2 separate regions of the Homo sapiens genome follow, and region 2 is linked to region 1. Evidence: chromatin contacts called from ENCODE Hi-C or POLR2A ChIA-PET data. All regions are on one chromosome and are shown on one strand. The core of a region is the stretch at or near the end of the contact, and the rest is flanking DNA. Distances in the headings are between cores, read along the strand shown.

Evidence for each region. A loop is a pair of places that touch in the nucleus more often than their neighbours do. ChIA-PET counts read pairs that join two places held with the same protein, here RNA polymerase II (POLR2A). Pooled maps may share reads with other maps.
Region 2: a loop to region 1 is called in a pooled map, with 5 times the contacts of the local background. The contact joins two enhancer-like sites. A Hi-C loop is called at or near these places in 6 of 50 pooled maps. POLR2A ChIA-PET finds 5 or more read pairs at or near these places in 4 of 52 experiments (T-cell, WTC11, activated CD4-positive, alpha-beta T cell and 1 more).

The regions. Positions count from the first base shown.
Region 1 is chr4:3,005,757-3,011,684 of GRCh38, reverse strand. GRK4 (G protein-coupled receptor kinase 4) reads right to left here. Exons shown (of 16, transcript NM_182982.3): 6 at 3,857-3,949; 7 at 1,974-2,037. Among named protein-coding and RNA genes, the nearest start is that of GRK4, 45 kb to the right of the region's middle. RefSeq lists an enhancer at 1,053-2,252. Within about 2 kb of position 1,569, at least 3 of the 41 ENCODE cell types and tissues checked have a DNase peak (open chromatin) inside an H3K27ac peak, as active enhancers do.
Region 2 is chr4:3,102,971-3,109,565 of GRCh38, reverse strand. It overlaps HTT (huntingtin), which reads right to left. Exons shown (of 67, transcript NM_001388492.1): 4 at 5,683-5,742; 5 at 4,130-4,209; 6 at 2,143-2,281. Among named protein-coding and RNA genes, the nearest start is that of HTT, 32 kb to the right of the region's middle. Within about 2 kb of position 1,610, at least 8 of the 41 ENCODE cell types and tissues checked have a DNase peak (open chromatin) inside an H3K27ac peak, as active enhancers do.

The sequences.
Region 1 (5,928 bases), core at 320-2,819:
AGGCTGTCCCCGCATGAGGGCAAGCAGGGCTCCTTCTGACAGGCATTCAGAGTAGGGGTGAGCTGACTGCTCACTGCCTCTGGGCCTTGACTGAGAGTACAACACCTCCAGAGCAAGTCTGTGGGAAACTGCCATGCTTTATTCGTGCAGCCAATCATTTGTTTGGGAACCCAAGTAAATCTGTTAAAAAGTAATCTATACAATCATAATTATACTGAGTCTTTCTTATCTTCTTTTTTAATGTATTTATTTATATTAAATATTTAAATAGAGATGGGGTCTTGCCATGTTGCCTAGGCTGATCTGGAACTTCTGGGCTCAAGCGATCTGCCTACCTTGGCCTCCCGAAGTGCTAGGATTACAGGCGTGAGCCACCGCGCCCAGCACCAGGTCTTTCACAATAGCTAAAATTTGCTAACATGTCCCTATTATATCCTATTAAGACTGACATGTTTTAAAAACTTACATGTGGCTATAATTAGACTTTCATTCCTTTGTAAACACATGACCCATGTTCCAGAAATTTTTCCTCTGTTCTTTCACAAAATCTGAGTCATTACATTTGCAGATCATTAAAGGCAGATTAGCAAGAGTCCAAGTAAGAAAATGACTTTCCTGTTCTAGGACATATTCAAACAGAGGGTGGATTTCTTACAGAAATATCTATCATGGAGGGATTAGAGCAAGCATACGATTGGATTAGGCAAAATATTCTTCATGGTCTCTGGAACTGTACCAGAGGGACAGTACTGTTACTTCTCCTGAAGTAACAACTACGTTGGCCAATTTCTTGTCATGTCAAGCTGCAGGTGCATAACAGATATAGGTGCAGTGTGCTGCCTCCTAGGTCAGCTTTCTAATTAACTTCAAGGCAATGCTAGTGGCTTTTCCTTTGAATTGTAATATGGGAGCAGTAATATCTGAGTCACACCCGGGCAGTGTAACCTGCTCCTGAGTTAAACATACAGTATTAGTTTGCCAATGGCTTGCCTGGCTCTTAGGGACTTAAAAGTTCTTGAACTCCATATGATCACTCCAGGTAACTAGTAAGGTAATTAATATCTCTTTAAATCCCCAGACCAGAACTGCTGCTGTTCTCCATCCACCAACTACAGTGGTCTCCATCTAGGAGACCCATCATATTTAAACAACACCCCGGGCCAGGCACGGTGGCTCACGCCTGTAATCCCAGCACTTTGGGAGGCTGAGGAGGGCGGATCACCCGAGGTCGGGAGTTCAAGACCACCCTGACCAACATGGAGAAACCCCCTCTCTACTAAAAATACGAAAATTAGCTAGGTGTGGTGGCGCATGCCTGTAATACCAGCTACTCGGGAGGCTGAGGCAGGAGAATCGCTTGAACTCAGGAGGCGGAGGTTGTGGTGAGCTGAGATCACGCCATTGCACTCCAGTCTAGGCAACAAGAGCGAAACTCCATCTCAAAACAAAACAAAACAAAACAAAACAAAAAAAACACCCCTCGTGAGTCTGTGAGTCATTTCCTTAGGATTTTCCCAAATTGACACATTTCCAAACACCTTTTGATGTAGGTATGAGGTACATACGTGTCCAAACAGAGTAGGGTTACGTAAGTATATTTACTAATTCACTCTGTACTATGTGAATTTGGGACCAGTCTTAAATGTATGGAAATAGAATCATGGAAATTCCACAATGCGGAAACAGAATCGTCTTTCCATCTGGGCAAAGTGACTGAGCTGGGGCATCAAGCATGGAAACCAGCTTCTTCAGAACTATGAGGTAAAAGGTGAAGTCACCAAGAGAAGGGATTCTTAAAAACCTTTTGCTCAAAATTCCATGTGGATTCTCACAGTTGGCAAAGATTATTCCCAAAACACCCACTAAGGCAACAGTGTACTGGGAGAGCTGATGCATTACCTGAAGCCATGTTCTCAGGACCTTGCTCCCCACCCAGCTAGCAGCGCTGCTATGAACTGGCTCCCGTTACTCACCTCTCCAAATCCGCCTTTTCCTAGAACTCTGTAATGTCTAAATGTGTTCTTTGTTACGGGTTGCCTAATCAATGAGAAAAACAAGTTTCAGGTCTCACATTGCATTGTTCTTTTAAAAAAGAAAAGTTTACTCAGCGCTTGTCTTCGCCTCATTTATTGAACCATTCTGCTCAAAGGGGATGCCCGGGACAAAGGGTGTCTGTGCTCAGGGACTGTGGCTCCCTCTAGCAGGATAGCTCTTGACTTGCTCTAAGAGCAATTAATTCATCTTTTTTTTTTTTTTTTTTTTTGAGATGGAGTCTCACTCTGTCGCCAGGGCTGGAGTGCAGTGGCACGATCTAGGCTCACTGCAACCTCCGCCTCCTGGATTGAGGCAATTTTCCTGCCTCAGCCTCCCGAGTAGCTGGGATTACAGGCGCCTGCCACTATACCCAGCTAATTTTTTGTATTTTTAGTAGAGACGGGTTTTCACCATGTTTACCAGGCTGGTCTCGAACTCCTGACCTCATGATTCACCCGCCTCAGCCTCCCAAAGTGCTGGGATTATAGGCGTGAGCCACCACCCGGCCAATTAATCTTAATTAATATTTAAGACACTGAAGCAAAAGGCAGAACAGTCTAATTATCCTCACTAACTAAAGATAGGTCTGAAACCAGCCAACACTAGGAAATATGTATGTTCATAACTCCTGGTATACTCTTGGGTAGATCCCTCTCAACCTGTCAGAAAGCAGGTGAAGAAGATGACGTATATACGTTGTGCCATCCTTTGAAAAAAGAACCTCAAAGATGTTTATACCCAGCGCCTCAAAAACAGCATGTATAAGCAAGAACTGGAAATTTAATCAATCAATAATAATAGTACTAATAATAACACTAGTAGCAGCTAACACTTTTTTTTTTTTTTTTGAGACAGAGTCTTGCTGTGTTGCCCAGGCTGGAGTGCAGTGGAGCCACCTCAGCTCACTGCAACCTCCACCTCCTGGGTTCAGGCGATTTCTCCTGCCTCAGCCTCCCAAGTAGCTGGGAGTACAGGTGCATGCCACCGTGCCTGGCTAAGTTTTGTAGTTCTAGTAGAGACGGGTTTCACCATTTTGGCCAGGCTGGTCTTGAACTGCTGACCTCAGGTGATCCACCCGCCTCGGCCTCCCAAAGTGCTGGATTACCGGCATGAGCCACTGCGCCCGGCCCACAGCTAACACTTTTTAAGCACTTATTTTGTGCACCAAACATTGTGCTATAAGCGTTGTACACACATTTCCCAGGTGATCCTAGCAATGGTCCAAGGAGGCAGATTCTATAATTACCTGTAATTTATAGAACAAGGACCTGCCACTCATACAAGCTAAGCCACTTACCTGAGGCCACATAAACAGTAAGAGGCTGAGCAGGGTTTAACTGCCAGGTCCCACCCATTGCATCCTATTCTAGCACTAAAAATCTAAGCTAAGTTTTATTTTCTAGCCACTGAACCAACAGGGATACCTGCCATTTTAAAAAGAGAGAACAGAGTCTATTAAATTAGAAGAAATGGTATAACACTAATACCTATGAAAATTTCTGTATAAAAATATCATATACAACTCAAAATTTCTAATTGTATTTTGACAGATGGAAAAGTCTACGTCAATCAGTATGCATTGTGAGAAGTTAACACTTCTTTTATTGAGGTCTCTTTTCTTTTTTTCTGTTGTATTAGAGATGGGGTCTTGCTACATTGCCCAGGTTGGAGTGCAGTGGCTATTCACAGGCTTGATCATCCCGTACTATAGCCTTGAAGTCTTGGGCTTAAGCAATCCTTCAGCCTCAGCCTCCTGAGTAGCTGGGACTACAGGCATGTGCCACCTCAATTGGCTTTTATCAAGTTTAAAATCAGTACATACCTTTCCAGCCATTTCCATTGTAAAAACTGAGAAAAATATGAGCTTTCTTGGTATTCTTCAAATGGTTCCCCTCTTAGGTAGTTATGGGCAACTCTAGAAAAAGATTTTTTAAAATTATATACATTTGTTGTATTAAGAAATAAAAACAAGTGTGTTTTAGTGCATTAATAGGCACTGAATATGGGAAAGCCAATCATTACACACAATTCAATATTTTGAATTTGCAATTACAGAAGTCCACGTTAGGTTCTAACGCTATAAGTGAAAACAGAAGTGAAATAGAATGAATGAAAAAAGCAGTGAAATAGAAGGATGCATTCCCTTCTTGGGAGTGAGGGTGTCAGCTGTTCTGTTATCAAGCAGCATGCTTCCCATGTGCAAGACACAGTGGAAGGGTCCTCTGGAGGACAGCATAGAGGTCAAAGCCATGGGCCACTGCAAGTCCGGCTTCAGCCACTCACTGGCTGAGGGACCTGAGCCAACTTACCCAACCTCTATAGCCTCAGTTTCTCCTTCTGTAAAACAGAGATAATAATCATGCCTATTTCATACAGTTACTGTGAGCGGGTAAGTGCATTAATACTTCCAAGTATTTATTATTGTTTTGTTATTTGTTGTTGTTGTTTAGAGACAGGGCCTCACTCTATTGCCCAGGCTGGAGTGCAATGGCACAATCATGGCTCAATGCAGCCTTGAACTCCTGGCCTCAAGCAATCCTCCCATCTCAGCCTCCCAAAGCACTGGGACTACAGGTGTAAGCCACCAAGCCTAGCCTTATAATTGTTGTGTTATTACTATTACATGTCACTTAGTGCACATGTACAAGAAAGAGTTTAGGGTGTGTACATGCCCAGGAGAGGGATGTGAAGGACAAAAGCGTGGACTGAAAGATTGGCCCTTCCTGGCCTCTGTGGCATCCCAGATGAAGACAGGAAGAAATCTGATTCTTATCACAATATCCCAGGACCAGTATCAGAGAGCAAAGACCAAGCCTGTCCTGTCTGCCATACCAGAGAAGCAATCAAATGGAGCCATGGAGCCAACATCTCTTTTCTTTTTTTTTGGTCTGGCTCTGTCACCCAGGCTGGAGGGTAGTGGTGAGGTCACAGTCACTGCAGCCTTGACCTCCCAGGCTCAATTGATCCTCCCACCTCAGCCTTCTGAATAGCTGGGACTACAGGCATGTACCACTATGCCTGGCTAATTTTTGTATTACAGACAGGGTTTCACCATGTTGTCCAGGCTGGTCTCGAACTCCTGAGGTCACGCAATCCTTCTGCCTTGGCCTCCCAAAGTGCTAGGATTATAGGCATGAGCCATGGCACCCAGCCAGAGACATCTTTTTGGAAAGCAGTTCAAATCACAAACACTAGAATACCATTAATGTGAATATCCAACAAGAATAAGTAAGATGACTTGAAATTGAAAATCTCTTTTTTTTTTTTTTTGAGGCGGAGTTTTGCTCTTGTTGACCAGGCTGGAGTGCAATGGCGTGATCTTGGCTCACCACAACCTCCACCTCCTGGGTTCAGGCGATTCTCCCGCCTCAGCCTTCCTGAGTAGCTGGGATTACAGGCATGTGCCACCATGCCTGGCTAATTTTGTATGTTTAGTAGAGACAGGGTTTCTCCATGTTGGTCAGGTTGGTCTCGAACTCCTGACCTCAGGTGATCCACCCACGTCGGCCTCCCAAAGTGTTGGGATTACAGGCGTGAGCCACCATGCCTGGCCTGAAAATCTTTAGTCTACATTTACTCTAATCCATTTACTCTAATCCATTTTCAGAGGAGGGGGCTGAGGGACAGAGGGAAGGGTTCTAGTCCGGTGCCATACACCTGGTTAGGAGAAAGATGGGATGCATGCCATTTATCTGTGGGGTGTGGAACTGGCCGCTGAATTCTCACTAAAGGAATAAGCATCTAAACCACCCAGCTCCTCAGTGTGCAGAGAAGCCACACCTCAAGAGAAAGCCAGATAGAGAGAGAAAGCCTTGTTTTTTATTTTTATTTATTTATTTATTTATGAGACAGAGTCTCGCTGTGTTGCCCAGGCTGGAGTACAGTGGAGTACAG
Region 2 (6,595 bases), core at 361-2,860, 98 kb before region 1:
AAAAATAGCAGTAGAAGCATGTTATTTAGAAATGTGGAAGTTGCTGGGCGCAGTGGCTCACGCCTGTAATCCCAGCACTTTGGGAGGCTGAGGTGGGAGGATCACCTGAGGTCAGGAGTTCGAGACCAGCCTGACCAACCCGGAGAAACCCCATCTCTACTAAAAGTACAAAATTAGCCGAGCGTGGTGATGCATGCCTGTAATCCCAGCTACTAGGAGGCTGAGGCAGGAGAATCGCTTGAACCCGGGAGACAGAGGTTGTGGTGAGCCAAGATTGCGTCATTGCACTCCAGCCTTGGCAACAAGAGCAAAACTCCATCTCAAAGAAAAAAAAAGAAAGAAAGAAAGAAACATGAAAGTAAATATTGGAAGAAATACTAAGAGTTATGTTTGCCTGTGAGACACAAGGATTAAGAGAAAAAGTAGGAAGGGAACTACTATCTTTGTTTATAATCCTGTTGGTACTACTGAATTTCATTGATAATATATATATATATATTTTTTTTTTTTAAGAAATGGCATCTTGTTTTACCACCCATGCTGGAGTGTGGTGGCACAATCACAGCTCAGTGTAGCCTCGAACTCCAACTCCTGGGCTCAACCGAGCCTCCTGTCTCAGCCTCCTGAGTAGCTAGGACCACAGGCACATGCCATCATGTCCAGCTAATTTTTTTTCAGTTTTTTTAGAGATAGGGTCTCACTATCTTGCCCAGGCTGGTCTCAAACTCCTGGCCTCAAGCAATCCTCCTACCTCAGCCTCCCAAGTAGCTACAATTATAGGCACAAGCCACTGTACCAGGCTCTTGATAATAAATTTGAATAACCATAAATGAGCAGAGAGGTAGCAGAATAGATTTTTTTTAATGCCAAAGGTTCAGGAAGGAAGTAATTAACGGATTCTACGTTCAACAAAGTGTTAGCATCATCATACTCAAATGGTGATCGAAATCATGAAAATGATGAGAACTAAGAGTACAAAAATACCATCTATCATCTGAGCTCTGACAGCCAGAGATATCACAGAGGGGACTGCCTTCAACAGACCCCAGTGTACAGATGGGCAAACTGGCGCTGTGGAGCTCTCACAGCCTCTGACCACAAAGGAGCACCTACTCCCATTCCAAAGAGATGGTAATAAAAATAACAGCAGCAGAAACTACCATTTACTGAGCATGAAGAAATATTACACTAAATTCTTTAGATTCATCATCTCCCTTCGTCATTCCAAAACCCCATGACTAGTTTGAATATCTCCTTAGTATTAACAAGAAAACTTCGAAGCTCAAGAGAAAAAACATGAGAGAGGCTAACAGTTTATTCCAAATCATTCAGCTAATAAGAGCAGTAGCAGCTAACATCTAAGCCCTTCCCGTGGGTGACTATGCTACACTCTAACACATATTCCTTTATTTTACTCTCAGAGTTGCCCTATATGGGTCCCATTAAGGCTTATTTTTCAGAATACGAAGGAAATAGCTTAGAGCTGTTGGGCAGTTTGCCTAGAGGAAAATAACTAGTAAAGAGGACAGAATTCTAATCCAAGTCCATCTGATTCCACTCTACCCAGTGTGTATCATCACCTCCCAGGAGGGTCACTTGGGCTCAAACCCAGGACTGACCTACCAAAAAGGAAGAGGCTAAGAATCCTGTAATCTGTAGAGCATGTGACAGGGTCACTATTTCTGGACATTATAAACAAAACACTAAAGTGGGTTTGAAGATGATTTGTTGGAATGCACAACAGGAAGCCAACAGGCTCTGATAGCTGCAGGACGTTCAGACCCACAAGGCCTCGTCAGTGAGCTTTCTCCTACCTGCAGTCTTGGCACAGTCATCTTCCCGCAGCTAGGTTAAAGAGTCACTCTAGTACGCCGAAAACAAATCTGCTCTGGAAAAATGCCTTTTCAATTTGCATCTAGAAACCATCTCCCAATTCAACTCTTCACCCCACAGTAAGAAATGAGAAGTGGAAAGAAGTCCTTAGGTGCCTCAAAAATAACACAAATGATGGTAGTCTAAATTACGACATACAACATACCCCAAGAAGCACTCCCACAGGACTCCCTGTTCAGAAGCCCTCACCCTCCACAGACTCACTCACAGCATCACTCGCATGTTTGTGACCTGAGGCAACAATCATACCTTAATTTCATTGTCATTTGCAAAATTGCCAAAAGAAGCCATAATTTTGGGAACAGCTGCAGCCAAGGTCTCCTGGACTGATTCTTCGGGTCTCTTGCTTGTTCGAGTCAGGCACGGCAGAAGGTTCACCAGGTAAGGCCTGTGTATGCAAAAGAACGCAAGTCATTCTTCCAGCTCTCCTTCAGGAGAAACAGAAGCAATTCATTCCCTGTTAGGGAAAAGCCAGTTTTATATTCCAACAGTCCCTAATGGGATGGGGAAAACTCAGCTGAAAGAACAGGAGGATGAAATGTGGATGAAGCTCAAGTGTTGGGAGACATCCTTCATTTCTCTTATGATCACAGAGGATCTAAAAGGCTGGGTTTAAAAATTATTTGCAGTAAATCATAATACTTCTTAAAACACTCATTTTTAATTAGAAAATAAGTGTAAGAAAATACCATTTTAAAAACAAAAATTTTTAAATGGGAATAAAGCTTTCCTGAAAAAGGAGAATTATAAAATGGGGTTGTGGGGAGAGAAGAAAAGCCGAATGTGTAGGACACAGAGCAGTGAGTCACAGATCACAGGAATTCACCCAACACACAGAGTGACAGGGCAGGCCGGGTGCGAGGTGCCAGGAGTGGTGCAGCCCTGCCCTCTAGTGGCAGAGTCTGGCAACAAGCACGGCCTCAGAGGGTGGCTGGGGAAACCTCCCTAAGGAAGTGACTGTTCCGCTGAGAACTAAGGGGGAAAAAAAAACCATCAGGAGGAAGAAAAACCTGACTCTAATCAGACTAATGAGTCAATGCAGGGTGTCTGAGGTGACAGAGCCATTGACGAGTCTGGAATCTCTATCTAAACGGCACTGGGAAATGGGTACAAGAGTTTAAATAAGGGAATGACAAGACCCAGTTATATTCTTTAAGGTCACTTTGGCTGCTATGTGCAGAACCTGGATGTGTTGCTTCAGAAATATAACACATTTTTTTAAATGATAGTAAAAGAAAAAAGATTATACAAAAGGAAATTTCCTTAGTGATTATACCTCTGCAGCCATATAAGTTCTTTTCTGGATTTTGGTTTTTTTGAGACAGGTCTCACTCTGTTGCCCAGGCTGGAGTGCAGTGGTGCGATCTTGGCTCAACACGACCTCCACCTCCCAGGCTCAAGTGATCCTCCCACCTCAGCCTCTCGAGTGGCTGTGACCACAGGCACGCACCACCATGCCTGGCTAAGTTTTGTATTTTTTGTAGAGGCGGCGTTTCACCATGTTGCCTAGTCTGGGTCAAGCAATCCACCTGCCTTGGCCTCCTGAAGTGCTGGGATCAAAGGTATGAGCCACTATGCCCGACCCATATAAGATTCTTATTGAAACTCAGTTCATATTAATAGTGAGGGTTTAGACCACATTCCCAGTGACTCAGGATGGAGCTGAGGGTCTATGGGATATCAGCATCAGCATGTATTGCTGGTTAAGGAGAAGGAGGGAGCTGATGAAAAGTGGTCCTGCTTTTGTTTCTCAATCCGTTAAGATACAACTGTTTTGACTAAACCAAACTATTCACAGTGCAACAACCATATTTTTAACTCATGTAACAGACAAATGGATATTTTGCTATAACTCCTATAGTCAGCAATAATGAAATTGGTACCTCAACCTTCAACAATTTGGCAAGTATCTTTTAAGCAAGTACTATGTGCAGACACTGTTATCGCTGCTGGGCTGCAACAGAGCATAAGACAGTAAGACCCCTGCTGTCCTGGGGCACACATCCCATAAGTCTCTTGCGGAAGGGTGGGATAGAAAATAAACAAGCACACAGATAGACTGTACGTGACAATTTCTGACATGGATTAGTGCTATGAGGGAAACATAAACAGGGCAAGGTCGACTGCAATTTGGAGAGGGCAGAGCAGACTTTTGAAATGACATCTGAGCTGAGACATAAAGGATCAGTAGCAGCTGGCCCCCGACAAAAACCAACATCCAGAGTGTACAACTTACCTGCATTTCTGAGGCCGAACCAGGTGAGCCAGCTCAGCAAACCTCCACAGGGCAGCACGCAAACTCCGAGGGGCACCATTCTGAGGGGGTGCAATGAGGGTTGCATTAAGAGTCACATACTAGTCACCAAGAGGGTTGCATAGAAACGAAGCATTTTCTTTCCTTGTTACTTTCTAATTTTAGAGAAAAGGCCATTTAAATGCATAAAACATCTGGTAACTACTTTAAGGTCTAGTGGGCTTCAATTATAAAGATATAAAGTAAGTTACCATTTTTAATTCTCATCTCATCTAATAAAGAGTAACCTTTTGAAGAAAAGTAAAGCAATCGTCTACCAAACAGCATTTCCTTCTAACATTGTGAATTACTGAATAACGATGAAATCCCACACCTGCTGCTTAACAGAGTGAAGTTTGCTCAGTGATGGAAATAAGGGCCCAAGACCTGGTATTCGACAGCACAGCAGAGGGATCATAGACAATAATATATAGTCGATAATAGTGGTTTGTTTTTTGTTTTTTTGTTTTTCTTTTGAGACAGGGTCTCACTTGGTCGCCCAGGCTGAAGGGCAGTGGCACAATCTCAGCTACCTATAGATTCAACCTTCCAGGCTCAATTAATCCTCCCACCTCAATCTCCCAAGTAGCTGAGACTATAGTTGTGCACCACCACACCCAGCTAATTTCTGTACAGACAGCGTTTTGCCATGTTGCCCATGCTGGTCTCAAACTCCTGGTCTCAAGCATCCACCTGCCTCAGGTTCCCAAAGTGCTGGGACTAAGGTGTGAGCCACCACACCCGGCCCAATTTTATTTCATTTTTATTTTTTGAGACAAAGTCTCACTCTGTCGCTCAGGCTGGAATGCAGTGGCGTGATCTCGGCTCACTGCAACCTCCACCCCCAGGTTCAAGCGATTCCCCTACCTCAGCCTCCCGAGTAGCCAGGATTACAGGCGCCCGCCACCACACTTGGCTAATTTTTGTATTTTTAGTAGAGACAGGGTTTCTCCATGTTGGCCAGGCTGGTCTCGAACTCCTGATCTCAGGTGATCACCTGCCTCAGCCTCCCAAAATGCTGGGATTACAGGCATGAGCCACTGTGCCCTGACTGTTTTAGTTATTTTAAAATGTACAATCAGGCCCGGCACAGTGGCTCACGCCTGTAATCCCAACACTTTGGGAGGCCGAGGCGGGCGGATCACCTGAGGTCAGGAGTTTGAGACCAGCCCAAAGTTCGGTTGAACCCGGGAGGCGGAGGTTGCAGTGAGCCAAGGTCATGCCACTGTACTCTAGCATGGGTGAAAGCAAGACTCTGTCTCAAAAATAAAATAAAATAAGTAAAGCATGTAACTGGATTGTTTGTAACACAAAGGATAAATGCTTGAGGGCATGGATATCCAACTTTCCATGGTGTGATTATTATGTATTGTATACCTGTATCAAAATATCTCATGTACCCCATAAATATATACATTTACATGTACCTACAAAATACGTGTACCTATAAAAATTTAAAATTTAAAACATTTTTAAAAAAGAAAAGCAAGGCCCACCTTTTTAATTTCCTTATAGAGCTCGAGCTGTAACCTTGGAAGATTAGAATCCATCAAAGCCTACAACAAATCACAAGAGATTTATGGAAGACACATCCCATCACTAGTTCTAAAACGAGCTAAAAGGAAACTAAGATTTCAATTTTGGGGCAAAGCAAAACATAATAGCAACTAAATTAAGAATATATTCATTAAGAATGAAAGAAACAAATATATGCAGGAAGTTACTGAATAAACTAGATACAGGTCATTCACTTAAACAGAAAAATGGAAAGAAAAACAATTTAACTTTCATTATCATCAAATACTACATAACATCAAAATTAAAATGGTAGATGGTTCAAATACAATAAATCCTGGCCAGGTGGGGTGGCTCATGCCTGTAATCCCAGCACTTTGGGAGGCCAAGGCGGGCAGATCACCTGAGGTCAGGAGTTCAAGACCAGCCTGACCAACATGGAGAAACTCCGTCTCTACTAAAAAATACAAAAATTAGCCGGGTGTGGTGGTGGGCGCCTGTAATCCCAGCTACTCGAGAGGCTGAGGCAGGAGAATAGTTTGAACCCGGGAGGCGGAGGTTGCAGTGAGCCAAGATCACGCCATTGCACTCCAGCCTGGGCAACAAGAGCGAAACTCCATCTCAAAAAAAAAAAAAAAAAAAATTATATATATAGGATTTATATATATATAATAAATCCTAAAGCCCCTGGAGTAAATCTTTAATCTTCACTAGCAGAACATTCTGTTGGATGATACGGGCTCAGACGGCACCCTGGACATCTGCAGGGTCCCGAGCACTGTGGGTGTACTTATAAACCACAGACCCTCGCTCTGGCCTAGAACACTTCCCAAGGCGGAGTCCTGCATCCTTTTCTGCAGGTGTGGCCCCTCCTCACTGTCAGGTATGCCCGTG